Linked DNA regions of Homo sapiens: region 2 is linked to region 1. The links are chromatin loops, found by intact Hi-C in ENCODE. Cell type or tissue: PC-3. All regions are shown on one strand. Each heading gives the region's core, and the rest is flanking DNA. Links, peaks and the distances in the headings are about the cores only.

The links. Hi-C counts contacts between places; a loop is a spot of excess contacts. Peaks named below come from ENCODE experiments on the same cell type or tissue, not always from the same donor. Only the 100,000 strongest peaks of a DNase experiment are listed, where the experiment ranks them.
Region 2: a loop joins it to region 1, with 8 times the contacts of the local background. A loop is called at or near these places in 3 of 110 quality-filtered maps.

Annotation. Positions count from the first base shown.
Region 1 is chr13:87,660,210-87,676,173 of GRCh38, reverse strand. It overlaps SLITRK5 (SLIT and NTRK like family member 5), which reads right to left and starts at 4,803. Exons shown (of 2, transcript NM_001384609.1): 1 at 3,965-4,803; 2 at 1-793. The coding sequence starts at 785. LOC124900338 (formin-like protein 5) reads left to right here and starts at 3,807. Exons shown (of 2, transcript XM_047430855.1): 1 at 3,807-5,338. The coding sequence starts at 3,869. The coding sequence ends at 4,393. It overlaps MIR4500HG (MIR4500 host gene), which reads left to right and starts at 5,211. Exons shown (of 6, transcript NR_033829.1): 1 at 5,211-5,338. RefSeq lists enhancers at 951-2,150, 4,575-5,076. In PC-3, for the core only: CTCF peaks have their summits at 4,825 (motif pointing right) and 6,609 (motif pointing right); a DNase peak (open chromatin) is centred at 4,923; H3K4me3 peaks cover 3,453 bases; H3K27me3 peaks cover 495 bases.
Region 2 is chr13:85,962,947-85,978,910 of GRCh38, reverse strand. It overlaps the pseudogene MOB1AP1. Among named protein-coding and RNA genes, the nearest start is that of SLITRK6, 170 kb to the right of the region's middle. In PC-3, for the core only: a CTCF peak has its summit at 7,991 (motif pointing left); no DNase peak of the experiment used is centred there.

The sequences.
Region 1 (15,964 bases), core at 2,179-10,178:
ACATCCCCCACCAGGGCTGAATAGGAGATGCTGTCCAACCAATCCTTTAGAGAGATCAGCTCACAAGAACAATTCCAAGGGTTTTCCTCCAGCTGTAGCTCCACAACTTTATCCATGTGCTGCAAGAGCCCCACGTAGGGCAGAAGTTTCAGCCGGTTCCCCCGGAGGTCCAAGTGCGTTAAGGGCACAAAACGGAAAAGATTGTTGGGTAAACTGGACAAAAGATTGTCATTGAGGATAAGCACCTGCAACAAATGCAGTTTCCCAAAAGCATTGGGTTCAATGACGCTGATGTAGTTGTAATCGACCTGTAGGTACTCCAGGTTCTCCAAGCCAAGGAAGGTATCATCTCGCAGAAGTTCCAGTTTATTATTGTTTAGATGCAATCTCCTCAAACCCCGTAGCCCATGGAAAGCCCCGGTCTCAATGTCCTGGATAACATTGCTACCTAGATGCAAAATTGAAGCCCCAGTGTAATTGACAAACTCATTGGGATAGAGACGGTTCAAAAGGTTTCCGGACAACAAGAGGTGGTAGATTGGGAAACGGGGAGGGCTAATTTCAGAGAGACTGATGATCCCCCGGTTTTCACAGCTCACAGTTAAAATGCCGTCCTTTTCCTCACAAGGACATGCATTGTCACAGATTTCCCCATAATAATCGATGGTTTCTGCACACGAAAGGACGAGAGATGTTACAGCAAACGCTAGAGTCTGCAGCATCCAGCTATGCATTTTTCTGTGAAGGTCCTGTTCCAAAGTTACTGGGGGGCAGCAAGTGTGCATTTTACCTCCTGTAAGGGAGAGAGAAAACAAGGAAATAACAGAATATGACAAAAATTTAAGGGATCAGTCAGAAAGTCTCTCTCTTTCTTAACATTATTACTCTAAAACCCAAAAGGAAGAGATACAAATGACACACCTCCCCAAGTGAAACATTGACATTCTCTAGATTTTATTAAAATCTATTATACATTTTGATTTAAAGGTTGATTAATTTTTTTAAATGAGCACACCACAAATATGCTGCTCCTTACAAGATAAGAGCAGGTTAGATAAAGTCCCATTTTAGTTTTCTCTTCTCCCCCCCTTTTCAAAACCAATCCATAAATATACATAAAATGGCTGTCAGTTCAGTTTCATGGTTCTAATTTAAGAAAAAAGAAGCACCATTTTACAAGGTTCCCCACCTCACCTATACCCAGCCCCCACCCCCCCTTCTTTCTTTCAGAGCCTCTTCAGTTAACAGTTCACCGTGAAGGTCTCTCATGTTCACAGAGAGGCAAGGAGCCAAAATACTTGGGGTATTTTAAACCATCGCTAGAAATGCCACGGTGGGAACCTAAAGGATACTTTTCAGAGGCAAAAAGGCTGTAATATAATGCATCAAAGGAGCCCCAAGAAGCTCTTAAATCACCAATTGTCTCCCGGAGCTTTGAGTAAGGAGAAAAAAGGAGAGCGCATTTGCTTTGATGGTGGACTTCACTACCACGCTATTAAAGCACATCAGCGTCCTAATTGCATGCACGGTACCACTTAGCAGCGCTTCCCGGAGAGCGCCCTGCGACCACTTCTCATTGATCATGTCAGCGACGCTACCAAACCGCATCTTTAAGCCACTGAAATAGTTCTGCACGATGGATTACAAAGAACTCAGCGAAGGTATCCGCAATCTCCGAATACCTCCCGATGCCTAGAGTTTAAAAAGGACGTTCCTACCGCTTACCGGGAATCAGTACACCAAGGATCAGCACGAAAGCCTCCCTTACCTTGGGCTCCGCGTCTATTTGCAACGGTAATAGCAAGGTTTGCACGGAACTACCACCTCGACAGCATCCCCATCTTTGGAGTTGCTTATTACATTTAATTGTTAACGCTCCCCTCTCTCTTTTTTTTAATCTCAGGGAAAGGACGCCTGGGCTGATTAAGAGGCAAAATAGAAAGGTGGGAGGAAGAACTGTAAGCGACTTAGGTCAGTTGTTTAATATCCGAATTTCATCTCCCACAGGAATCAATATGACCCCCTCCCCCTTTTTTTTCTTGCTCTCTTTTTGTCCCCTTGAAGGCTTCCTTCCACTTCCTACTTCTGATCAACAGCAGCACTCTTAAAGGAAGGACATAAATGGAATGAGCGTGTGTGTGTGTGTGTGTGTGTGTGTGTGTGTGTTTGTGTGTGCGCGCGCGCGCATGCTGCGTTGGTTAATGGGGTGGAGGACATTTGATAGAAATGCTGGACTCTAGGAACCTATGCCTTTTCTCTGGTCAACCTTGCCTTTGCCTCACTACCGAAGTCTAATATCGAATTGCAACTCCAAACTAAAGCCAAGATGTTTCCGAGACAGCGGGTTCAAGCCTGGAGACCTTGCTCCTGATCCCCAAGTCGACTCCAGCCCGCGTTATTAAACGCCCCTGCATTCAAACGCACATGTATCAGTGTGCCTGCGAATCATTCACGTGTGGCCACCCAGACGTGTCGAGATGAATTGGAACCACAGTGCATAAACCTCGCAAGTATCCCCGACCTCCCAACGCAACGGTAAACGTCTCCCGGCTTAAAAGCGGCAAAAACATCCCCACCCCAGTGAAAGCAAAACGTTTACCTTGAAATTTCAGTTCTCCGCTGGATCAAATCCGCACATCCATTCAGCGAGGTTGGGTCCCCTCCCCCTCCCTCCCTGTGCTTCCCCGCCCCCATTCACCTCCCACCCCATCTGAAAGCCCATTGCAAATTCAGTCCAGCCAGTATTAAACTCCAGCGTTTACAACTTTAATTCAGTTCTAGTTAGCAAGGGTCGAAGAGCTTCCTCTCAACCCACTCCCTTCCCCCTCCTCCTTGCTAGCAAAGGAGACCAAAAATTTGAGAAAATAAAGTTGAATGAGCCTGGGGAGGCTGACATTCTGACGGGGAAACGCACCTCCGATGCAAATTCGCGGGTGCGCTGAACATTCTCAGATTCTCAGATTTTTTTTTTTCCTGGAGGGCGGGGGCGGGGGAACTATTCATTTTCTCCCAAAGAATTTAGATACTGGATCACCGCCCTGTACGTCCCTGCAGTAAGCAGCATGGAGCCTCTCGGACTGGAGCCCAGCACCCAGGCCGCACCGGAGGCTCCGGGCACAGCTGCTCAAGCAGCAGCCCAGGCAGAAGCACCCGGAGTTCCAGGACGCGAGGCTCCCCCTCCCCCACCCCGCCCCAAAGAGAAGGAAGGGAAAACGGAGGAAGAAGGGGAGGGAGGAGAGGGAAGGAAAACCACCCCGCCACATAGACACACACACACACACACACACACACACACACACACACACACACACACACACACCTCTTTTGCAAAGTAAACGATAGACTTACCCAGTCTCACATCTCCAAGGCCCAGTCATCATAGCCACCCTTTAAAAACACACACATACACAAAAACCCTCTTTGGGGTATGCACTAGGTTTCTCAAGCCCAGGCAGGGCGAGGAGACTGCGAGCAGCGCAGTCCCAGAGGCTGGAGGAAAGAGGCGCCCGGACGCCTCCAGCCTGGGGCCGCCGCCGCGGTGGCGACCGCGGGTTCCGGGGCTCCCCAAAAGGCTCTCCCCGGTGCTCTCCGCGGTAGTCGGAGCGGGCAGCAGGGTTGGGGGGTGGAGAGCGGGGGGCGTTCTGCAGCGGCGGGATAGGGAGGCGGCGGGAGGGGGCGGCGGAGGTCCGGCTGGAGAGGCGCCTCGCGGTAGGGGCCGGGAGCCGGAGCCGGGCGGGGCGGGGAGGGGGAGCTGCTGGGAGGGGAGGCACGGAGCGGGAGGAGGGGGACGCGGAGAAGACTGCCTGGCCCCGCCGGCCCCGCCAACGTGACGGTCAGCCCCGCCGAGCGCTCGCACCCGCTCACACTCATGATCACTCGCACACTCGCTCCAATACGTGTTAAGGCGCGATCGCGGGGTCCCTGGCAGCCTTCGCTGCACCCTCCCCCCCACAGGGGTACTCACAGTTGCCATCTGCATAGGGGGCAACTTTCTCCGACCCAGCTGTGGCCGCCGCCCCCTCCAGCCTCCTCTGGCTCCTCGCACCCTCCGGCCTGGGTTCGCGCCGGCCGGCCCTCCCCTCCCCCCTCGGCTCTCCTCCTCGCCGTCTTCACCACATTCCCCCCTGGTCAGTGGCGCACGCCGGGGGACGAGCCAGAGGGAGCGGGTCGCGGGGGTGTGCATGCATCTCCCGCCTTCTTCTTGCAGCGCACACTGTACATGGTAGTGAGGGGGCGAGCAAAGGTGGCACCGGCCCCTCGGCTGCTCCAGCGAAGGCGGCGGCTGCAGCTCCTGCGCTGTCCTCCGCCCCCCAGCGCAGCGGCGACCACCGCGCTGGGATCCCGCCGACGCTGTCTCCGCGCCGAGCCCGCCGCCGCCGCGGCCCCTAATTAGTATTTGAGAGGCTCTTGCATCCCTTTGGCAGTTTCATCCTCACGGTGTTTGCAGGGTTTTTTTCTGTATCCCTTCCCCAGATGCGGCGCACAATCGTCATTAGTTGGAACTCTCTATCACCGACATCCTTTGGGGTTTCTGGGGGAAGGGGGGGGCGGGCAGCAACCGCGTCGTTCTATGCCTGTGGCTTGTCCTGGCAGCCCGGTGGCTCTAAAAAAAACTCCGAGAAAGTTGCGTCTTCCTCCCGGGCGCCGAGGAGGTGGCAACGCGGTAAGCAACACCGGGTCTCTGAGACAGCTGCTCCGGAGCGGGTGCAGGGCCCAGTCCAGTGCACTTGTTTATTGTCGCGCCTCTGGTGCGAGCCAAGCTGCAGCAGACATGATGGGCCCGGGGCGAAGCGGGCGCTCGGTGGCCGATAGATGGCAGCCGAGGGCGAAGGCGTCCCTGGGCTAGGGCGGCGCAACCGGGGCCCCCTTGGATGTCACATTCGTAGGAAGAGAGAGAAGTCTTGGACCATGTGTGTAATTCGAGCGTGGGACTGTGCAATTCTCGGATTGGGAAAGGGAGGAGTGGAAATAACCCCGGCAGTGCCAGGCTTGCTGGTGGTCAGGAACAGATGATTCCAGCCCTGTGCTGATCGCCTGCCTTCCTCCTGCCATTCAGAATGCTGCTGTCTCGTGTACTTACTGTTAAGGATCCTGGAAAAGGGAGTGGTTCCTCCTAGCTGCAAACAAGGGCGCTACTTTTCTTTTCTCTTTAATAGAATTACGTTTTATAGGTGTGTCTAGGCAACACAAGGGAATGTGAAAGACTTTCAGAGGGAATGTTTGTGAATACATCTGGTGTGTACTAAAAAGCTGGAAAACCCCTAAGTAAATGCAATATCGATAGAAAGCGAGTTTCTTGAAGAGTCATCTGCTAAACTCCACTAGAGTCATCTCTACAGTAAGTATTCTTGGGTCTTTCCATGAAACCAGACACTTCCATCCCCAAAAAGGGGTCTTTACTTTCATAAGACATGTTTTCAATATTTGTAATATTAGACCTGCCGTTCATCCCGGGTATAAGAGAAAAGTTGATAATAGTAAGTGACCCAGTGCAGGCTGAGTGCACATGTGCCTGTTCCTTTGATAACTATGTAGTTAGTTTCTCCATGTAAATATATTTTACCCACTTTATTTTGCAATTAATTACGTCTTAATTATTATTGATATTGTTTTATTCTTAGTAATATTTGGGATAATACTGTGTTATAATCTGGTTAATCATATGTTTAATATTGATATAGAGTCTGATAATATGTCTATGTTCTGAGATGTATATATATCTCAGGTGATGAACATTGCAGTCTCCTGAGGTACTGCAATCTTTTTTGAACTTTCCCCTGCGTATGTTGTGTGAATATATATATTTTTACTTTATACCATAAAAACTTTATTTGGAAGCAATTTTGTTTAAGTATGGGTTATATTCAAGGGAGAGGAAGGAAAGAAGTAATATGTAATTTCAGACAATAAAAACAAAATCTTGTAATGAACGTTTCATTAAATTTAGAAGCATTTGACCTAGGAATGATAGCCACTAGCTGTAGATACATTGCATCAACAAATATAACTTACACGTCATCCACAAAAGGCTTATTTCTGTATTTTTTATTCAGTCATTAACTTTTAACATTATATAAACATTTCAGAAAATTTATTTTAAGTTTAAAATTACTTTTATATTTTCAAAATGAAATGAAATATTTAAATTTAAAATTATATAGGAATTACAGCCAGAAGCCTTTGGAATATAAATATTGAGTCCTATCAGAAACATAATTTTCAATATCGATTAACTTTGTAGAAGTTCTTAAAGGTCCTAAATTGTCTTAATCGATTATTGATTTTTTCAAAATAGCTGAAATAAAGCTGTTATATTTTATCACTGTTCTAAATCTTTATAATTTCATTCAATAGCAAAGTTTAATTCATGGTTTTGTATTATTTTTATTTTAAATATTTATTGTTCTAATTAAAGGAAATATTATTCAACTAAGAAGTATTAAATATGTTTGGAATTAGTTTAGGTTACAGTTTTGTTAGAAACACTTATGCTAATAATCTAGTTTACCTCTTGTGGTTCAAATAAGTAAATGATGAAAACTTTCTGCCATTAACTCAACATTAAGGATGGTCCCGGAAGCCACCATTACCTTTTGCCACTAGGTGTCTCTATAAGATGCTCTGCAAGAGAATGAAATTTTAGAAAATACTGTGACTTGAACAGTTCAGAACAGAAAAACACAAGAGGGAAAACATCATAGATATAAGGAAAAGCCTCAGTTATTAATCTGTTTCTTTATTTGCATTGAATGTTGACTATTGCTTAGAAAATATATAAGTGAATTACATAAGAGTGATCAAATATGAGCCAAAACTTTTACCCACATGAACAAATGTATCTATGTTTTAGTCTATACTAAGCAACACATGGTCATATGTGTATACATGCTTTCAGACAGCACTCAGATGCATGCACTTAATTACATAGATACATTTGGCCATTGTAAAATTAAATGATTGATCAAATATATCTCCCCAGAATTAAGTCTATTAATATTAAACATTATTTGATGGAGTTGGATGTGAAAGTCACATTTGTCCAAATGTTTGCAAATATTTTTTTTTCATATTAGAATTATCTATTGAGAGGGTATCATCATAAGTGTATATCATGTAGGGAAATATATTTGACATTTATATTGTAAATATAATTGTCATTATCAATTATGGCCATAATTTGATACCTGCAAATTTAAATTTAAATTGAAAACATAAGTAGCATACTTGCCACTTAAAATTGACCATATATTTTTGTAAATTTATATTTATTAGTTTCTAGAATTATTATTTTAGTGCTTTATGAACACAGGAGGGATTCTTATATTAAGTACATTTTTTAAGATAATTCTTATCACATTTGCGTATCACTGTGTGTTATCATTAGAATTTTAAAATGCTTAGTCAAGAATTATGGTGCTTTAAGAAACAACCTAATGAGGATTATAAACAAGGAAATTCTTTATTAATCATTTCATGACTTCATAAGTATTGATCAACATCTAAAGCCAGTAGAGCTTGCAATTTGTTGTTGTTGTTGTTGTTGTTAGCCTAACTGGTGAGTTAAGATTATGGAATTCTAATGCTAAGTTTCTATTCCTCCATAGTAATGGCTAAGAAGTCTGTTCAACTCAATTTAATAAATGACACATTTTTCAAGTCTAAGTTAAAGGGCATATGTCTTTAAAGTTTTTGAAATTGAAATTATATATATATCACATTCATATATATAATTATATATAATATATGTTATATGTATATCACATATCTAAAAGGAGAAAATGAAAGTTTCTCCTGGAGGAAAATAATGAGTCACCATTTATGATTGTGTCTCTATGAAATTGCTAAATTAAATAACTGTACAGCATTTGTCTTTGACATTTTGTCTAATACATTTAAAATTAAAAACAAACATCATGCAGTTATATTTATCAAATTAAAAATGGCCAGCAAATCTAATTTTGCTGAAATTATTTATTCACTTACAGACTTAATTATTCACAGCCTTAGAAATAGACTCTCAGAGGCATTACAAAAGAATATACAAAAAATAGCCAATTTTCTTCCTTGCCTCATGCAGTTCCTTGCACATACACTCGGATATTTTTTGATATAATTACATATGAAAATATCCTTTTTGGATAACCAATTGGAAATATCTACAAAAATATATCTTTGGAACACTACTTTTTCAGAAAGTAGCCTTCAGGTGTGCCAAAGTAAGATATATAAAACACTATGTCAGAAGATATGTAACAGATGCTTGCATTTGAAAATGAGTAAGAACAAGTTAAATGTCTGACTCACTGAAAAGTCATACACATCCTTCTATACCTTAGAATACTCTTCTACTTTAAACAACAGTTTGTATAGGAATACTGTTTTGCCATTATTAGGAGTATATATAGCATTACCTATAATTTGTGAGAGGCAGACTTTTTTTCTGGAAAGAAATTAATACACACAAATCTAATAATAGTGGTTACCTTTTGGAAGAAGACTGGCGTCTTAAATAGAATGGGAATTTATTTTTCATCGTATGCTCTTTTTTTTTTTTTTTTTTTTACTATTTTTGTTTCTTACTGTTTTAGTTTCTACTACAGTTTGTTCAATTTTGCATACACATCCCCAATAAAAATTTATAAAAATGTGCACTTGAAAAATAAGAATATTTGGAGGGGTGATTTAAGAGCTTAGGAAGAGTTCAAGATGATTTCCTTAAATTAATCTCTATCCCATAGTTCTCAAATGGTTTTATTTTTCATGGCACATTATTATCACTGGAGACACTGAATACATTTCTAACTATGAGTGTCAATTAATTAGTTACAATAATTTCTCAGCATTACTCATATATGACATTCAATTCTAGCTACCAGTATCAGCTAATAGAATGGTAATTAATAGAAGCTAGCTTTGTTATCTTCACACTATTCAGAACCATGCTGTGTACTGGGAACATCAGTTTTATTTGATACTCTGGTGAGTGAAGAGGAAGATCAAAATGGCTCTGTAGAGAAGATAAGTAATTGCACTTGAAGTTGTCAGCAGCTGTTCTTTACTGTTTACTGAAGAAAAGTGAGTGTGTAGTTGTGACATTTTAAATATACAAACTATCGTCAGACCCTGTTAGAACAAAGGCTACTGCCATCTGGCTTATACTAGCATTGAAATGCACACATTCCACTGGAAATGAAGCAGTTTCACAATGTAATCAGATTAGCTTTTCTATGTAACTCTCTATTAGTGTATGATTTGTCTCTTGGGACCCATTGGTCCTTGGTTCTCACACATCTCTAGTCATTTTTAGAAAATAAGTCTAAACAGGCATTATGTTATGCCTGTGTTTTCTGGGTTATTTCTGTTGTTTTTTTTTTCAGAGAAAAACAATTAATTATCCTAAAACAGTTAAATTACAACAATTTCAGAAGAACCATTGCTAATGAAAAATATCTAAATTGATTATACTACATTCAACTTTGCCAACTGGAATCCTTCATTCATCAGAATACTCATAATCTCTTTATCCCCTCAAAATGAATCAGCCTTTTTCCCAACTCCCAACGCTTTGGTTTCCACTGCCCTTTTATCTATCAGACTTTTCATTTTTCTTTTACCTACTGTTCTAGAGAATTCTCTGTAAGTCCTTTCTCCATCTGAAAAAATCTTACTTATTCTTTCTAACAATGAAGACTGCTCATCTAAACATTCCCTTGCATTATCAAGCACTTGACCTGCACAATGCTCTATTTCTTGCTTAATGTGTTTTTTCTTCCAGACTATATTATCATTCCTTATTTTGAAAACTGTATATGGTATCCTTTCAATAGCAAGAAAAATGAGCTCCAGAAATCTCTTTGTATACACAAAATACTTGTTCATTTATGAATTTATTAATTGAACAAATATTTATTTAGCACCTAAAATGTGCTAGATCCTGTCTCTTGTATTTGAGATGAAAATAGTTGATTCATATCAGAATGCTTACAGAGATGTTTGACTTTTTGTAGATTATCTATTTTCTCTATTAAAAGTCTCTATCAAAATTAATGAACTACAATTTATGCAATAAAATTATATTGTATAAATTGTATTCTTGAATAATATTTATAGTGGCATATGTGCACCAAGCATCTACAAGAGGCTGTTCAATAGAATTTTCTGTGATAATGGAAATTAACTGTATCTGTGCGATCCAATATGATAGCCATTGGCCACATAAGGCTACTGAGAAATTGAAATATGAATGATACCTTTCTGTAGGAGGTAGCTTAAAAAAATGAAATGTGGATGATATGGCAAAGGAACTAAAATTTTATTTGTTATTTAAATTTGATTGATTTAAATTTAAATAGCCACCTGTGGCTAGTGGCTACCATTGGACAGTGCAGGTCTAGAATATAAATTCCCAGAGGATTGAAACTGTGTTTCTTGTTCAATTTCTGGGATACCTTGGAAATTCAATCAATATGAACAGCTGCACTCATAAGTAATGATGGTGATTATGACACCCTCAATAAATAAGGACAATTATGATTCACATTTGGCAAGAGGCCTGATTTGCATTCTGTTTAGGGTCTCTATTCAATTCTTTCGAATTGCATTCAATTGAAGGCCTCTACTATTCTTTTAAAGATTTCAAGGAACTTTACAAGCACTTCAAAATTCTTCATTACACCCTTATTATACCTCTATAAAGAAAGAAAGGTAGATTATTTTAAATCAATAGAATTTTATTAGAAGATAAGTGCCTTTTTATGCATGGCAAAGTACTCTCTAAAGTACTTTTCTCTAGATCACACAGTGGGATGTTAGTAGAACTGGGAAAGAAAATACTAAATCAGTATTTTGCTTCAGGAATTATCTAGGATAAGTTTTGTGTGCAAAAAAAGACTTTAAAAAAACTGCACTTGAATGTTTGTGTTCCATCTATTTTAATACGAAAACATGATTTTAAAGTTTAGTGGCTTTTTGTACAATTGGAGTGGGCAGAGTTTGAACAGCAAATTATAATTAACTAATTTATAGAATGCTAATATGGTCCCTAATTTCCATGAAAAGCTCAATAAACCTCAGTTTTAATAAAATGACATTTATAAATCTGATACAAAGACATAATGTCTTGATAATAAGTCCCATTCAGAAGTTATAATTTTTTAAGGTTAGAGTTTGTTTTTCATCAATCTATCTAAAATATTAGTTACATTAGTGACCTTTATTTCCAACAATATGCTTCTTCCATAGACAAAACCAATATAACTTCAAAGGAATTACACATTGCTGAAAGGCTTAAGTCCAAAATAATTAGGAAACCACCAGATCTCGCCATCAGTAAAGTGTTTCTCGAAGACGTTGAATTCATTCTTGGTTCTGGCTTCATATCATTTGCACCTCTGCATTAATGAAAACATTTCCTCTGGGTAGATGACAAAGTTAATGTGCTATGTCTTCAATTGACTATATAACTATCACACTGGTTAATCAAATAATAAATATTAAAATGGAAACTCCTTGGAAAATATAATATAATTATTAATCTGGTCCAGGCATGGTGGCTCACTCCTCTAAACCCAGCACTTTGGGAGGCCAAGGTGGAAGGATTTCTTGAGGCCAGGAGTTCAAGACCAGTTTGGGCAACATAGCAAGACCCCATCTGTAGAAAAATAAAAATAAAAGTAGTTGAGTGTGGTGGTGTGCACCTGTAGTTTTAGCTTTTCAGGAGGCTGAAGTAGGAGGATGCCTTGAGTCCAAGAGTTTTAGGTTGCACTGAGGTATGATCTGGCATGGGAGAGAGAATGAGAGAATGAGATCCTGTCTTTCAAAAAGAGTTTTTTAAAAAATAATTATTATTAATCTTAACTTACAGATTTTAAGTAATTCTTTTTTTTTTTTTTTTTTCCGAGATGGAGTCTTGCTCTGTTGCTCAGGCTGCAGTGCAGTGTCCTGATCTTGGCTCACTGTAACGTAACGTTCTTCTCCCGGGTTCGAGCAATTCTCCTGCCTCAGCCTCCTGAATGGCTGAGACAGCAAGCACGTGCCACCATGCCTGGCTAATTTTTTTTTATTTTATTTTTAGTAGAGATGGGGTTTCACTGTGTTAGCCAGGATGGTCTCGATCTCCTGACCTTGTAATCCACCTGCCTCGGCCTCCCAAAATGTTGGGATTACAGACATGAGCCACCGTGCCCAGCCCATTTTATTCTACTAGTTATCTTTATTTAAACAAATATTGGTAATTGGTTGGTAAATTCATGAAAAGTTACCTCTGAAAAACACACCTGTGCCAGCTCAGTTTTTGTTTAATATTAGATGATGCATTTTTATTCTGTGATTATAAATATTCCATCAATCTAATGAAGATTTTTATAGTGACACTAAATTTATAGTTATTCTCATATAGCATGCTATGATGTATGCTGCAATTTTAATTGATTATTATAATTCGTAATGAACAAATAACCAATTTTGATTTTAATCACCAGTATGAGATGCATGATTCATTCTAAAATCAATCTAGGTCTTCAACTGCTTTATTATATGAGTAGTGACTGCTATACAAACAGACTTTAACCAATTACACTACCACTTATTCATGATATCTAAGAATTTTCATATTTAAAAATACTTCACTATAGCATAGATATGGTAGCATTTAGTAGTAATGTATTACATAGAGAAAGGCAGGCTTAAATTCATTTGTCCCTCATAATAGGAATGCATTTGACTGGATTTTTTGATATGTAATGTGATGATTTTTTATCATTTCTGAGATGAAGACTTGCTCTGTCCCCCAGGCTGGAGTGCAGTGGTGTGATCTTGGCTCACTGCAACCTCCTCCTCCTGGGTTCAAGCAATTCTCCTGTCTCAGCCTCTCGAGTAGCTGGGATTACAGGCATGTGACACCACGCCCGGGTAATTTTTGTATTTTTAGTATATACGGGGTTTCACCATGTTGGCCATGCTAGTCTCGAACTCCTGACCTCGTGATCCTCCCGCCTGGGCCTCCCAAAGTGCTGGGATTATAGGCGTGAGCAACCGCGCCCAACATAATGTGACTTTCTTCAGCTATGGTTAACACAAGCATTCACAGGCAATGCACATTTTGTTTATAATTCAAAGTCAAAGGTAAATAAAATGTACACATACATACACACACAGAATCATTTACTATTACCAGACATTTTATGTAGATTGTCTCATATTTTCATTTAATTATTATAATGACTTCATGAGGTGTTATTATTACTTACAGATGAAATGCTGAGTTTCAAGGTAGTTGGTGATATTCCATATTTCATACAAACAGTAGATAGCAGACTATGCTATGAATTACACAAACTCTCAGGGTCTATTTGCCTTACCTATGTTAGTTCAAATTAATACCTTTGAACTTTGTTCTCAGTTTAAACAAAAAAAAGATACATTGATTTTCAGTAATTAGTCTCCATAGGGATACTTTCTAAGTGATTCAACACTTCTATCATGTCAGATATATTTTGAGAAATGAAACAGTGAAAATATATTTCAAAATATTAATATATACTATTGCTCTTTTAATTATTACAATAATAAATTAGATCTTAAACTGATCATGAAATATATTTATAAATAGGCTGTGGAATATCAAGGATATTATTAACTACCAGAAATTATTGTTAGAGTAATTCAAATATATAGGGTTAATAAAACAACACTTGCTTGTATACATAGAGTATGCTTTTTCCTTAAGTGGAAAATGTCTCTACTATGACATATGTTTCTTGTCTTTCAGTTTTTGACTATTAACAATTTTATATTTAATAACCCAAATGCTAAAACAAGCATTATACATCTCCTAAAATATCAATAGAAAAATGCAAATATGTATGGTTTATTTGAAGGGGAATTCCTTTCATGATTAAGTTTAGGGACATAACCTCATAGTCCTTTCTAACATAAATATGTTATGTAAATAATTTTAAATTGAAACTTTTGTGACATATTTTCTTTTTTTTTCAAAGGCATACATGTGTTAAGATAATCCCATAATTAAGTTTCTCAATAATCAAAAAAAAACTTATGGTATATTAATCACAAATGACTAATAAACCCTATAAATAGCTAAATTTTACTCTTTATTTTTAAACATCTGACAATCTTCTTGAGCATTGATGTCATGTAGTCCAATTTTGTTATGAATATTAGGCATGAATCTCTATAAAACTCAAAAAATTGAGTGTTGGTGCATATCAGTATTTTCTCAATAAAAGTATAATCATATATGAAAAGATTTGACATAATCATGAATCTCCAAATACTGAAAGTTTGTAAATATTAGGTTCATCACTGACTATCACCTCATCTATTTATATCCATGTTGAAATAAATACATGTGTAGTAAAAGAAAATACAAGTATCTCTCCACGTTAGCAATTCATGACGTTTCTGACCACCTTCTCCTAATATGCACTCAGAGAGCTGCAGGGGCACTGGAGAATGCATCTTGGAGCTCTTCCAGAAACTCTGAGTCAAAGAGCAATGTCTGCATTCACAAAGAAGCATTCACAGCTGTCAGAAGTTAAATGTCCATGAGACTCCTAGTACAGCTGCAGTCCTTCCAGTACACTGACAATGACCGTGGAAACTAGAATTTGATAACTATTTTTTTACATGGGAAAAATATCACACAAGAGTGATTAATCTAGGCCTGACTGATAATAAATAATTATGCATTCACAGCACATGAAGCATCATTGTCCTTAAAACATTACTTGGTCTGCAGTGTTTTTGCAGCTAATTTCCACTGCCAGAGAAGGTATTCTTGCTGCAATAAACTGTCAATGAACTTCTTGTAGGCAAACACCTGCAGACACCTGCTGGCAGCTGGTACATAACATTTAGGATTTCAGGAACTACAGCATAAGCCAAACCCAGAAAGCAGTACTGGGTGGGAGTGAGTGTGTAAGGGCATACATGACCAGAGGAATGCACACGTGAACAGGTATTTTCTGTCTCCATTTATACTTGATAAAATGAATAGACTGAATTTTCTTCTCAATTGTGTAATATAGCTGAGCAGACTAATACAAAAAGCAAGCAACGTTTGCAAATAAAGTTTTCAATTTGAGATAATCTATTTCAATTTATTATTAGGTGTTTTCAAGACCAATGATTACTATGTTGAAAATATTTAACCATGTGCTCTATATGTCCGTAGAGATAGGAAGTAATCCACACTTTGCATTCCTTTTTGAAAAAAAAAAAACCTTAATATTCTTTTAAAAATAGTTCTGAAAATTTCTCAATGAGATTTGATATCTCTGTTTCTGTAATAGTTTAGGTGAGGTCCAAATGGAGGTAAGTAAATTAGCTCATGTTAGATATCTATTCAACTTTATGGTTGAATAAAGGAGCCCATTTGAAAACGTATTGGTTTTCAATTGTATCAATTAGCACATCAATAGTCCCTGAATATAAAAATCTGATTCCCAACACTTAGTGAAGATTAACTTAAAGGATTTTTAAATCACTTCCCAGAGTAAGAATCATTATAAACTTTTTCAAATGTCAATTTTTTACTATGTTTTGGCCTTGTTGGTATGAGAAATGATGAAGAAAAATGGAAACCCAGTTACTTCGAATTTTAGAAGTGGCAGGGCCGATAGAAATCATGGAATACTACACTCTAGTTTAAAGGAAACAGACAGTGTAAATTCTTTAACTAAACTGCCACTCCTGTAAATAGTTACTGGCGAATTGGATAGATCTTCCAATTTTCTGCTTCCTTGGTCAGTGTACCTCACACTGAAGGAAAGTGTGTAGCTAAGTTAACCTGATAACTTATTCTGAAAAGCACAATAATAAAAATAAAACACTACCTCAGGTCCCGTGCTATGTTTTGGCAGCATTCCATGTCATTTGCATAAGACCTTTTGATACGGAATGGATTATCATAATAAATTCAGCTTGGATTATTGAAAAATTTTCT
Region 2 (15,964 bases), core at 4,163-12,162, 1.7 Mb after region 1:
GAGGCTGAGTCAGGAGAATCACCTGAACTTGGGAGGTGGAGGTTGCAGTGAGCTGAGATTGTGCCACTGCACTACAGCCTGGGCAACAGAGCCAGACTCCATCTCAAAAATAGTAATAATAATAATTGGAAAATATAAAATATTTCAACAATATCAATAAACTGTTTCCATTTTTAAAAAGTGGGTGAAAACAAAGCAAACAAAAGCAAAAACACATCACAATGAAATAAAAGTTTCAACCAAAAATTATTTACCATAATTTTTTGGATGTTCAAATGGAATATCAATCTCAGTGGATCAAAAACTTAACTCATAATTGCCTTCCAAAATATGCTCTTGTTTCTCTGAGTTAGAATGGCAACAGCTTTTGACTAGTAACTAACAATTTGTTAGACTCATCCTTGATGCTATCTTACTGTATACTCCCAAGTCAATAAATCACAAAGTTTTCTTGAAGATATCTCAAAAATGTTAAGATCTCTTTTCTTCTATAACCACATTTCTAAAATTTAGGCTATCATCATCACTCACCTTGAATACCATAGAATGCCACGATCAGTCTCTTCACTTTTTGGCTTGTTCCATTTTAATCATTTTACCAAAGCAATTCTGGTGGCATTTAATCAAGTCCAATAATTTCACTTATTATGGTAAACCATAATACTAGTTTCTAACTGATTTTATATTGATCCATACAGTTAACCATAAGTTGAAACAATTTGTAAAAACTTGTATTTTCTTGCATGTTCTGCCATGCATCACAACAGTGTCCCAAAATACTTTTGTTTCCTCCCTCCCTTTCTCTTTATTCTTATATCATGCTGAACTTCTGGGCCATCACATATGCCAGTCACCTCTGGGTTGTCATATATGATGTTCCTTCTTTTTTATTTTTGTATTTTTATTAATAACTATTATGGGTATATATAATAGTTGTACATATGTATGGCACACGTGATGTTTTGATATAGGCATAGAAGGTGTAATGACAAAATCAGAGTAATTGGGTTATCCATCACCTTAAGCATTTATCATTTTTTTGTGCTCAGAACATTCTAATTTCACTCTTCTAGTTATTTTAAAAACATACAGTAAATCATTACAATCACACCATCGTGCTACCAAATATGAGACCTTATTTATTCTATCTAACTGTATTTTTGTACTTATTAACCATCCCCTTTTTACTCTCCTACTATCTTTTTCTAATATTCTAGATTCACCTAGTTAAATTCTCCTTATCTTCTACCACTAAAGCAGACTTTCGGATGCAAACACAAAGCCACTTTCTTTTCTACCAAATGTCATTTAAATCCCTAGATCACAGCATATATATTTCTTTATGTGTATTCTTGGACACGAGTTATGTAGTTATGAAGTTCAGAGACACTTCTCTCTATGCTATGTATCATTGTATCAGGTCAGGAGTTTGAGCAATGTTTGGCATACTGGTCGTACAGTAAATATTAATCAAAATTATACCTCAACTTCCATAATTCTTACAGTCAATTTTCTCTATTTATAAATAATTAGCACTTCAAATCCTTTCCATTATCTTCAAAACCAAGATTTCTCTTATCACCCCAAAAACTCTTAATAATTAGCATTACATCTTACTTCATGTGAAATTAAAAATATATCTCAACTTCTAACATACTGATTCTTCTCTTTCTCGATCCTGTAACAACACAAGTGTTACTCCTTAATCTTTTCTCCTGCACTTGGCATTACTTGTCATTCCAGCTTGTTAGACCTGACCTTAATTTATTTTAATTTTTCTCACTAATATCCTTCACAACCATAATTTCAATGAGATAGCATATTTCTTTCTGCCAATTATACATCTTATTTTGATATTAGTCTCCCTCTAGCGCCTGTTATCTTTCCTTTTCCTCAAAAATTTTCAGAAATCACTTCTTGCACACATGCTCTCTAATTCTATGGGTTTATTTTTTATTCAACCTTCCACACGTAGTTGCTAAATTTGCAATTAGCGTCTGGAAATACAATCTAGTGGATAATTTTTTTAGTCTCTGCATCTAATTTGTAGGTACTTGTTATATTGATCATTGATCTTTCTTCACTGAAATACTTTCTACCAAATTTCTATGTAAATACATTTATTCTTTTCCTCTGAAAGTTTGAATTATCCTTACTATGTACTTAATTTCTCTTCTCCGCATCTTAAAAAGTCTTAATGTACTTTCCTTGTTTATCTTTTCTTCTCATTCTAAACACTCCCCTTGGTGAATATGCCTAAAACCCACGACTTTCATTTTACTGTCTTTATGCTGCCAAGATGCCAAGTTGATATCTCTACAACAGATTCCAAAGGAGGCTCGATTTTTTTCTTATTTTTTAATCATTTTGGGATACTCTACTTTTAAATATCTCTTTATCTAATCATTTCTCTCATCTCCATGATTCATACTGGATTAGGAGCCACTAACTTTCAACTGCATTACTGAGTCATACTAATTCCCGTAACAGTGTGCTACCTCAATATTCTTCCAAATTGGTTTTAATTGCATAGGTTAAATTAATTCATTTTGCTTACTACTTTAGAACTGTGAAGGGACACGATATCTATTAATGTTATATTGAAATATACAAACGTATATTAAGCAAAATGAAAACATAAGTATCAGGGTGACCTATTTTTCCTATTTCTACTTCTCTCATATTAGGAATTTGACCATCGTGAAATTGCTGCTTGCTAAGCATTTTTTAAAAGATTAAATGGGACCATGTATTTAATGTATTTTTGAAAAGTGTAAAATCTTTCACAGGATATAGTCTGTTTTAACTTAAAGCAAGAAAAAATATAAAAGTTTTATGCTAGTTATAATCTTCCAAACATGAACTTTGTGTTCTATTTTCCTAGCAATCTAATCTGCATCAACCATTTGTTTCTAATGACATGCAATCTATTCGTTTGTAAGCAGGACTCCTGAGCATTATTAAGGATTTTCATCATTTTGGTAAGTATCTCATTTCTGCTTATGGTCAGAGCAATTTCAATTAGGGTGTTCTAGATGTGTAACAGGGCAAGTCCTCATGGGCACCCATTCTAACAAACATCCCTCCATTTAATAGTAGGAAAATATCACTGTAAACACTGTAGTCAGTTGTTGTATTACTATGATAGCTATTACTGTGATAGTTCCAAAATGTGTGTCTTCCCTGTGGCATCCTGATAATAAAAGACCTTTAAATTTTAGGCATTATGAATTTAAAAACACTCATCAAATTTCAAATATAAAATTAAATATTATCATGTTAAACATGGATAAAATGATATTAAAAAGGATAAAAAAGCATAGTGTCAAAAATCATGATAAAAACGTGATGTTTGAACATTTGAATAAGGAAGCAGAGGATCACAGGAATGGTAAAGAAGGGGTAAGTCATTAGTATTAAAACTAAGTTTACAAACATGAAACAATATGGAGGTAACCTGTAACGTAAGGTATATTTTCATTTTCAAGTTGTAAAATTTAGGAAATTACATCTGTCATGAAATATATTTGCATAAATTGATAAAGGAAATGCGCAAATACGAGCACATCTATTTTTGTAGGAATGTCCATTATTGTAAAAATCACTATAGACATTAGCCTTGCTTTGACAAAGTTAAAAATATCCATATGCTGAGAGCTGTTCCAGCAATGCAGAAGCCTTTCAGCATAGAGTGGTTATCTCAGCTCACACGGCTGATAGCTCTGCTAGTGTTGAAAAGCTAGTGCTGGGAAGAAAAAAAAAATGTAGGGTCTTGAAGCTTCAACCCCACTGGCAAATAGAAGCCAATTTTGTGAAAATGCACTAGGAGAAAAGATTCCAGGTAGTGAGTAGGGAATGTCTTACCTTCACACAAGTACATTTTATAGAGACAACCTAGAAAGCTATAGTACATTGTCCTTCCTTTGTTCCATCTCTGGATCCTAGACATCTACACTGAGTTATACCTTTAATAAATTGACAATATTACCATTTGATTATTCTGACAATAAATATTGTTTTGCTACTTCTTTTGTGATCCACCCACAAACTATGCAGGATTCCTTATTGCTGACTAATGGCACGCATTCTTATTAAGAGTTCTGAAGGAAGAAATATAAAAGAATGTCAAATGATTCATCATCACATTATCAGCCAGCTGTCTGTCACTTATGTCCAGGGACACTATTTTTATCTCCTAACATTTGAAACTTTTAAAAGACAGCTGAAATTTTGTTCCCAAGTGTGTAAAAACATCTTAAAAAATGAGTTGTCATGTATTATTATCTGTTCCTTCTCCATGGCCATTTTAATAAACCCATCAATATTTATTGAGCACACATTATCAGCCTAGTTCTAACCTAGAAATCTTTAGAGATTCATCAGAAACATAATACCATGTCCTTGATTTTCCAAACCTAACTTTCATCTCAAGGACAACATGGGTCACCAAGCAATAGAACATGAGTACTAAACATTAGAATGATTAAAATAAATATATCTAAGAACACAGCAGAGAAAAAGCAATAAAACCTGGAATAGTTAAGTTGAAAAGGTCAGTGATAGAAGGAAATGTGAGCATGAACTTGAAAAATGGTTATAATTTAAAAATGAATGTGTCCCATGGGTTGACATTTTAGGTTGGGGGAACATTAAAGGCAAGATGATTAGCATAAATTCAAATAATAATTAACTATTATTGCATAAATAGTACGTACAAGCTCCAAGACACAATACTAGGGAGAGGTACAGGTCCTGTGTACCGAGAACATACAGGAAAAATATTTTAGTGTGGTCATGAAAGCATTAAAGTTCAGGAAGTAAAATGGACTATAAAACACAACATACAGGAACTAACACAGAGTAAGGAAGAAAAGAAAATCTTCCAGTAATATAAAAAAAAATAGATGATTTACTGGATGACTATATGTTATCTCAAAATTATTGGTGTCAGTTTCATGCAGTAAACACAATTACAAAGGTAGAATGCTATGCCAGTGTGTGAGAGATGAAGGTCATCAGGAAGGCAAAATTGGATCTCAGAGCATTAAGGGTGTTGTGGGAATGGAATACGCAGTAAAGGGTAAGAGCTAATGAGCAGGTGATAAAATCATTTAATGTCATTGTAAAGTATTTCGATTTTATTTTTAATACACTTGAGAGTCCTTGAAGGATTTTTATGAGAGGAATGATATTTTCATTTTGAAGATGAATAATTCTTTTTTTTTTTGCTTCTGTATTCCAAATATTCTTTTCCTATACTCTTTTTATGCATTATCTCAAGGAATTATGGATATCGAATTAGCATTGTTAAATTATTCTTCCATTATGATTGTGGACACCGTCAGTGTACAAAATGAGTAGGAAAGAGGAATCTTAACGTCTTCTTTGGAAAGCTAACAACCAATTAGAGGATATACATGATATGCATACAGCACTGAAGAATGTTTAAGATAGGATAAAGAGACTTCTTTGTAGATTGTGAAATAAAAGTGTAAAGATGACATAAAAAGAAGGTGAAGACAAACACTTATAATAGCAATTTCTTCATGAATTTTGTAGAGCCTGCCCAACTCAGAAGTTCACACTTAAGTTCATTAGCAACTTTATTCATATAATTATTTTTTACTGTGAGTGAAAACTTTCTTACAAAAACAGCAAGCATATCTAAAATAATATTGTGTTTCCTTTAACAAAAACATTATTCTAGCAAATAATTTGCACTTAACGTGGTGCAGGTGCCAGAGTTTTTGTGCTGTTGACGATGATTCACAGAGCTTAAACACTGTTTATACAGTAAGTTTAGGTTTATTGTCAGTATAGTTTTGATATTTCCACAAAAATATTTTATATGTTTTTCAACAATTCTGACATTGATATTTCAGCCCATAATTTTTCTGAAGTTCTAAGCTAATTTTTTAGAAATGTAAAAAATATTTATTTATCATTGTCAAATGAGTAGAAAATAGTATTAATTAATAGATGTGTTTGTTTTTTATTTAGAATACTGCCGTTTACTTCTCTCAGCTCCCATATTTTCTTGCTAACCACTTTATTCTTTTCCTTAGCCTGAATTAAAGGTTTCCCTATGTTTGGATAGATAGTAATCTGGTAAACAGGCAGGCTAGCTACACTACACTTGGAAATATATTTTCATGTGAGCCATAGAAAATAAACCTTAGCTTTGAAAAATGGCCGGTGTGAATTTTTTTTTTTTATTATTATACTTTAAGTTTTAGGGGACATGTGCACAACGTGCAGGTTTGTTACATATGTATACATGTGCCATGTTGGGGTGCTGCACCCATTAACTCGTCATTTGGCATTAGGTATATCTCCTAATGCTATCCCTCCCCCCTCCCCCCATCACTGGCCATCAGAGAAATGCAAATCAAAACCACAATGAGATACCATCTCACACCAGTTAGAATGGCGATCATTAAAAAGTCAGGAAACAACAGGTGCTGGAGAGGATGTGGAGAAATAGGAACACTTTTACACTGTTGGTGGGACTGTAAACTAGTTCAACCCTTGTTTGTGGAACTAGTTTGTGGAAGTCGGTGTGGCAATTCCTCAGGGATCTAGAACTAGAAATATCATTTGACTCAGCCATCCCATTACTGGGTATACACCCAAAGGATTATAAATCATGCTGCTATAAAGACACATGCACACGTATGTTTATTGTGGCACTATTCACAGTAGCAAAGACTTGGGACCAAGCCAAATGTCCAACAATGATAGACTGGATTAAGAAAATGTGGCACATATACACCATGGAATACTATGCAGCCATAAAAAATGATGAGTTCATGTCCTTTGTAGGGACATGGATGAAGCTGGAAACCATTATTCTCAGCAAACTATCGCAAGGACAAAAAACCAAACACCGCATGTTCTCCCTCATAGGTGGGAATTGAACGATGAGAACACATGGACACAGGAAGGGGAACATCACACACCGGGGACAGTTCTAAGCTATTTAAATAAGAAGCTGAGGGAAAAGGTAATACAAACAATATAAAAATCTCTTCAACTAGGCACCCACTTACTACTCATAGTAATGTTGAGAATCTCAAATAGACCTGGTGAAAAACATAGGGTACATGTTCACATTGCTTCAGGAAAATACACAGATTTGGCAAAAGACTAATGCCAATGACATGGAAATTAACACTGGCTTTTCACATCTTTCTACTTAATATCAGAGACAAGAAATTAAATAGGAGGAGTGCAGAAGTAGACATTACTTATCAAGATAGCTTTAGAAGGAGAAGCCAAACATAGGGTTTTATGTATATTTGTCCTCCCTGCAAGATCTAGACTGCCAGCACTGAGCCTCATAGGCTAGTCAGCTGGGTAAATAAAAAATGTGCCATGCTGTGATATTATCTTCACAATTAAGAATACCACTACATTTCATTATATTTATTGTCATTCCTTCTTTCTCATAAAAAAAAAACAAAATATTTTGCCTTTACTTATTAAATAATTTTTTCTTTAAAATACAAAAGAGCTGATTGAACAGCTAGCTATCTCTATATCAGTACATAAATGCATATTTAGAAATAATACATGTTAATTTAAAAGTATTTCCAGATTATGATATATTGCCTCTATATTATTCTTAAAGAATTTTAACAAAACAGTTATTGACAATTGCTGAAAAACGTATCGTGATAAATATATTTTCTCAAATGTTAAATATTAATTTCTATTTAAAATGACTGTGAAAACAAAAATCTTTATATTTTTGAATAATTAAGAAATTTTCAGGAAACATTTTAATTAAGAAAATCAATTGACATAAAACATGCCTACAAATAGGAAAAGTACCTATAATACATCATAAAGATGAAATTTTAACCACAATATAGTGTTAGAATCTATGATTTCCATACATTTTAGGATGATATATAAATCTTATTCTTTGTTTTATAGAAACCAGTTTATTCACACTGAGCAACACATTTTTCATTTGAGAGTAAACATCTCCCTCTTCTGGAATTTGTTTTAAATTCAGGAATCAAAAGATTTTATTTAAAAAGCTTAACAATTTCAGTTCACCATGTAGATATATATTTGAAAGCTTATCAATAGGTTTTATATATAGTAATTGCTCATCAGAGCTTTCAAATTCTATGCAATATAGATTTTATTCATTTAATATTTTTTGCTCATTAATTATAATTTTACTCTTTATTGTAATCTTAAAAGTTTAAGTGAGCAATTAAAATAAGATTTACTAATAATTAGGAATATATACTAATAAATAGTACATATTTATTTTTATATCTAATTTCGTATGTGTGCACTTTGAATTTCGTTCACCTTCATGGTTTTCAGTGTGTTTTTTTGTTATGTTTATTCAGAAAAAGCTCACCCATGAAGTCACAATAAAAATAAATATAGAAGTAATTTTTAAAGTAAACTTAAATACAAAATAATCAAAATACTAAGAACTTTTTTTTCATTTCCCTACGCAAAATTTCAAGACCTCTCAAATATAGCATATATAAAAACATGGCTTTGAGATCTACCTTTTTCATGTTTTAAAATTTTTACTTCTTTAACCCAAAACTGCATGTATTAAAAATAATGAACAGAGCATTTAAAATAAAAATCTGCAAAATCATCCTCAGAAGCCTTAAGAAAACATATTTTTGATATATAATCATAGACTTTCCTAACAATTTTGAAAGATTTATGGGGTAATAAAATCCAAAATCTGTTAAAATATTTTAAAAATTCTTATCAGAAACAACTTTTGTTGCTCTCATAATTACCATGTGATGACCTGAATCAAAATCATATATCTTATAAAATTATACACATGTATTCTTATTCTATAAAAACATTGGCATATAAACCTGCAAATAAAGGTATCCAAAGTGATACAGTTGTTCTAATGTTAAAGAAACTTTAAAGTATATTTTCTATTGACCAAATAGAAGTGAAAGAAGACATGACTAATTATGTTGTTAGGAAATTTGTTTTGGAAACATGTTAACAAATTATTTATAATAATTCTTACTACCCCTTTTGCTGTCACCTGAAACAGCCAAACATGTTTTTTCAGCAAAAGGAAAATAACAAAACTAACAAACTACAGATTAGCCATCGCATACTACAATAAAGTGTAATTCCACAATCACAGGAGCAATAACACATAATAATAAGTCAGATTGGTTTGCTCTAAAGTTCTTACTCTGAAGCTATTAAGCTTACCCACCATTGGGACAATTTTATCAGTAGATATAGATATTGGGTGTCTTTTTATCCTGTTTTCTCAGTTTGTGTCACTAGTTTAGCAGATAGCAATGAGATAGCTCCAGCCATAGATGAAGCTAGAGGAAAACTCTTTCCTAGTACAAATGCTTATCTTTGTTGCAAGCTTCTCAATTAATTCCTGAAGAGGTGTCAACTCATCCTTATCAGTCAGATTGAGCTCTTAAACAAAGAAAATTAAGTACTTAAGAAAGTGTTGAAGTAGGCTTCCTCTGCTTTTGCATCACAGAATCAATGTGCTGCTGATAAATACAGGTATAAACCCTAAACAAACACTTGAGAATAAATAGGCTTTGTTACAAAGATTTTGGGAAATGGGATAGTAATCTTAGAAGGAAAATGAGTATCATCAAGCTGATTTAGAACCAAAGTCATCAAAATAACGCATGCATTTTAGAAGAGTATATTTGATTAGCTTTTTAATGTTAATATCACCTGCCAAATAATATTTATATTTTGGATATGCAGACACGACTGGACGGCTTGCTCCAGGAGATAATTCTTTAATATTCTGGTAGAAAAATCCACATTGTTGCATGTGATCCATTCACTGAAGCCCTCTCCCTCTGGCAATATAACAACTTGTCTCAAATTCCACTTCCTGGTGTTGTCTTTGCATTTTTTAAGAATTTATAGTGAGGAAACATTTCAGGGATATTCTTCTCTTCTTAAAAGTTTTAAATAAGCTGCTGTTGAAGAGGAAGCTCATCTTCTCTCTTCAGGAGAGAGAGGAGGGGCAGACTGTTCTCAGAGCACCACAGAAGCCCACATGGCTGTGGAAGGCCAGGTCTCACCAAAGGCCTCCATAACAACTGTTTCAGTGCTGACTGAGTGGTTAAGTTAAATATTAAAAGCCAGTGCCCTTATACAAAGGCTGGAATTAAACAAAAGCCCACCAAGAGTTTTGACTAGGCCTTTCCTGAGCCTTAAAGCATGAGAAAATAATGAAGGAATTCTTAACAGGATCCATTTATGAATAAATAAGTTTTATTGGGGATCTGAAGAAACTCCCTAGGCCTCCACAAACAAGTTTACTGGAGGCCTGAAGGAAATCCCCAAATTCCCATGATTTAGCAGGAGACAAGATAAGCGTAATCACCCAAGCACCTGGACCCATTTAGATTAAGTAAATGTATTGAGGCTGCAGAGGAAAGTCTTCAAGATTCAGACCTTACTTAGAGATTAAAAGAAGTTAATCATTTATGTTTTTAGATGAATGCACACTTACATGTAGACATATAGCTTAGGAGGTGTATAAACTCTGGAAAACTGTAATGTTGAGCTGGTCTGGAGATAATTTCCAGGCCTTCTCACTGTAACTGGTTACAGAAATAAAAACTCTCTTCCTCCCCCATTTCATCTGCATCTCGTTATTAGGCCGCAAGAAATAGCAGCCCAACCCTCAGTTTGGTACAGGAACATAGCCACTTATCTAAGCTGGGGTCCAACTGGTTTACGGTGCAGTGGCTGCCCCCTCACCTCACCAACTACAAACATAGACCCAGCTACAATTTATGATCTTACTTGTATGCTCATAAAGAAAATAATACAACCTATGAGTTTGATTTTTCAGAAATTACTTTCTTTCATTTTTTCTTTTTTTTAAGATACAGGTCTCTATATCACCCAGGCTGGAGTGCAGTGGTGTGATCATAGCTCACTCTATCTCTAAACTCCTGGGCTCAAGGGGTCCTCTGGAGTCACTGGGATTACAGGTTGAGCCACCACACACAGTATATTTTCATTATATTTATTGTGGTTTTACAATTCTACCTTTATGCACATATAAGAATATGAAATAACTAACATATTGAATAATAATAATAACTTTTGGAAACTCATCTTTATAAATATGTAATATGTTATGCTGTAGTTCATGTGTAGTCATCTTTGCATAGTTCATTTAAAATTAATATATAATGCCAAACTGTATGACTTTCTCAATAACATATTTCCTGTTTTTTTATTTAATTAATGCATTTATTTATTTTACTACAAATAATGTTGCCTTGCAAATTATCTTACAGATATCCTGCTATTGATAGCAATAGGAAACAGACAAATTCCTAGGCAGACAGGGACAGGTCCCAGTGAAACCCAACCTTCAACTCCCAGACAGCCTGAAGACTGGAAAGTGAGCTGCCACTTAAGGGTGCAGTCCACAACTGGAGTGAAAATTTCCTCAATTCCTTTTAGCCAATGGAATGATGCTTTTTCCAGACCTGTACATGGTCGACTCAGCACACACACCCCCATTCTGAGCCCATAAAACCCCCAGACTCAGCTTCAAAGACAGCTACCTGCTTTTGGGCCCCTTCTGACACAGAGTGCTACCCACTTCAGGTCACCTCTCATTGTCCAGAGCGTTTCTGTCACTAAGGAAAATTCTTTTCTGCCTTGCTCACTCTCCATTGTCTGTGTAAGTCATTCTTCTTGGTTGCAGGACAAGAACCCAGAACTCTCAAATGGTGGATGTGAAAAGAGCTGTAACACATGCTCTTGCTCGCCCAGCTACAAGAGTGAAAAAAATTGCTGGGCACCATATACCCCATTCGCCAAGCCATGGATGGAGAGACCGAATGAGCTGTGACACGACCCCATTCACCAAAGCTGCAGGTGGAGGAGACGAATGAGAGCTGTAACACTTCCTGGGGGCTCAGGCAGAAGCTGTAGTACCCCTTGGGGCTAGGTGGCTGCTGGCATATTCAAGTTTTCAGGCACTGCCACTGCATCCCCCTCATCCAGACACCAGTGCCCAGTGGAGAAGCTGGTTGAGGCATGCCCACACCAGCCACAGGCTGAGCACAGAGCTGTGATGGTCGCAGGGTCTGGGGCAGTACTGTGAGCCAAGTGAAGCCTGCATGGGGTTGAGTGGGCACAGCAAGCCCAGTGGCCCAAGTGAAGACTGAGAAGAAGCACCTCCAGCCATGGAGATTTCCAGCTGGCAAAGTGGCACCAAGAGAATACTGTGCCACCATATGAACTAAATTTAATCCAACATGAATTGTATTTGTAAAAAGTTGTATCAGTTTCTATCACAACTTACAATGCATAAGATATCTGCATGTTCAACATCAATGTTGCCACTTTAAATTATAAAGTGTTTTCATTTTTATACTCCTGATTAGGTTTGAGGTAATTTTTCTTGATCAATTCTGTATTTCATCACTTCTTTTTATGACATTTTGTCTTCTATAACCTTTTTTTTAAATCATAGCATGCATAAAAGAAAATGCACAAATTATATGAGAACAGCTTGATGAGATTTAGCAAATATAAATGTAACCAACACGTTTAAAAACCACAACACTATCGGCATTCCAAAAGTCCCCTGCATCTTCTTTATCCATTCCTACCCTTTCCTACTTCCTAAAACAAGCCCATATGGCTTAGTTTACATTTTCCCTCATTTGAAAGCTATAAAAATAGAACACAGTATTTTTGTGATGTTTCTTTTATTCCACAGGTTAAGAAAAGAATGCATATAGCCTGGGATATGTGGTATTCAATTATGTTGGGTTTGTAAAATTACAGGGTCATAATTACAGGGTCATATAATGTGGGTATATTTAATTTTAGGAGATACAATCATCTTTCCAAAATGGTTTTACATTTTATACCCATAGCAGCATATATTACCCATTACTAGATTAAGACAGTGATCCCCTACAAGTAGTTTGTTACGACAATTTAAAGTTGTTATCAATTACCGTAAATATTGACTGTATTTCATTAAATGTTATCTGCATTCATTGAAATAAAATTTTCTCTTTTTTTCTATTGATGTGGCAAATCACATTGCCCTTTCCCCAAATTATTCATTGAGAAAATAATCAATCCAGAAAACTAGTACAATAAACAACTATGTAACTTCTACTCATTTTCACCAAAGATGAAGACTTTGCCACATTTGTTCTGTCTCTATCTCTCTGTCTCTGTTTCTCTCTGTGTGTCTGCTAATACATTTTCTTTGCTGAAACTTACATTGAGCATTTCCATCCCTCCACATTTTAATGACATTGACTTTTTTGTTTGTTTTTTGTTTTTTTGAGACAGAGTCTCACTCTGTCTCCATGCTGGAGTGCAGTGGCACGATCTCAGCTCACTGCAACTTCCACCTCCTGGGTTCAAACAGTTCCCCTGCCTCAGCCTCCCAGGTAGCTAGGACTACAGGCGCATGCCACCATGCCGGGCTAATTTTTTGCATTTTAGTAGAGACAGGGTTTCACCGTGTTGCCCAGGCTGGTGGCCAACTCCTGAACTCAGGCAATCCGCCTACCTTGGCCCCACAAAGTGCTGGGATTACAGGTGTAAGCCACTGAGTAGAGTCCAGTTTTCATGAACAGACATTTTTTAAGTAAAAAGCAGTATTCCATACTTGAAATAAACACACATTAGTTGTGATGAATTATCCTGTATAGGCCAAGTACTCCTCCCTTATCCACAGGGAATACAGATCCAGGTCCCCAGTGGATGCCCGAAACTGTGGATAGTACCAAACCCTATAGATGATATTGAATTTTGATCTGATAACTGAGACAGCTCCTAAGTGACTAAGAGGCAGGCAGTGCATACGACATGAAAACACTGGACAAAAGGATCATTTCCATCCAAGCAGAAGGAGGGGGACAGCAGAAGTTTTTATCACACTACTCAGAATGGTGCATGGTTTAAAATTTAAGACTATTAATTTCTGGAAGTTTTGTTTAATATTTTCAGACCACAATTGACCACAGGTGACTAAAAACCATGAAAAGCAAAACTGTTGAATAATGAGGAGGGACTACTTTATTCCAGAAATCAGCTACCAATAATAATTTAAAATTATTTTGTCTATGTTCAAAAAAGTGATGACCTGCAATTTTTCTTTCATGTAACATTTTTATCAAGTTTTGATGTGAGAATTATGCAGACACCACCAAAGGAGCTGTGAAATGTCTCTTTTTTCTCTGGAAGAAGGTTAAATATATGTAATCTATTCTTAAAATATTTGAAGTAAACCAATGATAAAGTTATCTGGGCCTGGGAGTTTCTCGATGAATTCTTAAAATTATACATTCAATTTCTAATAAATATATGTAGGATTATTCATAATTTATATGCTTTATCATTTTCTTTTTTCCCCTTAGGAATTTGTCCATTTCAACTGAGTTTATAAAATTACTTATAATAAAGTTATTCGTATTCTCTTATCACATCTTTAATGTCTTTAGAATCTTTGGGAATTTCTTCTTTTTTCTTACCTAAGTCATTTATGGCTTTTTAAGAATTTAATAATCCAAAGGGAATATCAATTTCACTGATCTTTTCAAAGAACTAATTACATTTTGTTTTTCTTCACATTGAATTATTTTATAATTTACTAATTTTAATTTCTATTCTATTAACTTATTATTTAAGTTTAATACGTGTTTTTTAATTCTACCTAGATTCTTGAGATGGATGGTTAGCTCATTAGTTTTCATCACATTACACTGTAATAAATATAATTAGAGCTATAAATGTGTCCAACAATATGACTGGAAACAGTGGAATAGTGAGTTTAGGAAACTATTCCATTTCAAAAGAGGTGCATTAATTATTTATATTAGCTCTTCCTCAAATGCAAACATTCCAAATTATAACATGTTGTAGAGAGCTATATGATAAAATAACCATTATTAATTTTTGTGGAACTCATATACAATGAGATGACCAATTATAATACACTTTATTATAAATTATAAATGAGTTAATGACATTCTTCATTTTAGGCTATAATCAAAAGGTAGGATAAATTAAATATTACAATTCTCTATAATGTTTGTAATATCTAAATTGTTCATTGCAAGAGTAACCCCAACACTCTGTTTTCTTATGCCCCTGGAGGAGTAGTATTGCCATTCTGTTGGGAGCAGGCCCCCCAAAATCTGGCCATAAACTGGCCCCAAAACTGGCCATAAACAAAATCTCTGCAGCACTGTAACGTGTTCATAATGGCCCTAATGCCCAAGCTGGAAGTTTGTGGCTTTACGGGAATGAGGGCAAGGAACACCTGGCCTGCCCAGGGTGGAAAACTGCTGAAAGGCATTCTTAAACCACAAACAATAGCAAGAGCAATCTATGCCTTAAAGGCATGTTCCTGCTGCAGTTAACTAGCCCAACCTATTCCTTTAATTCAGCCCATCCGTTTGTTTCCCATAAGGGATATTTTAGTTAATTTAATATCTATAGAAACAATGCTAATGACTGGTTGGCTATTAATAAATATGTGAGTAAATCTCTGTTCGGGGCTCTCAGCTCTGGAGGCTGTGAGACTCCTGATTTCCCACTTCACACCTCTATATTTCTGTGTGTGTGTCTTTAATTCCTCTAGCGCCACTGGATTAGGGTTTCCCTGACCGAGCTGGTCTCAGTACCATTCTATGAAAAGCTTGTTACATAAAAAAAAAGAAAACTATTACCTTTATATATAGTTATCAACATTAATGTTCAGAAACTGCATCTCTCTGGAAATTATGTTTAAAAGAAAGATAAATGCATGTTACAAATTTGGACAAATATTTCCATTTCTTTTAGGTCCAGCCTGAAGAAAAGTCCCAAGCTGTGAAACAATTGAAATATTCAAATTTAGGGCAAGATTCTTTATTATTCTAAGTTTATCACAAACTTTAAACCTATAGAAGTTTTCTATTATGAA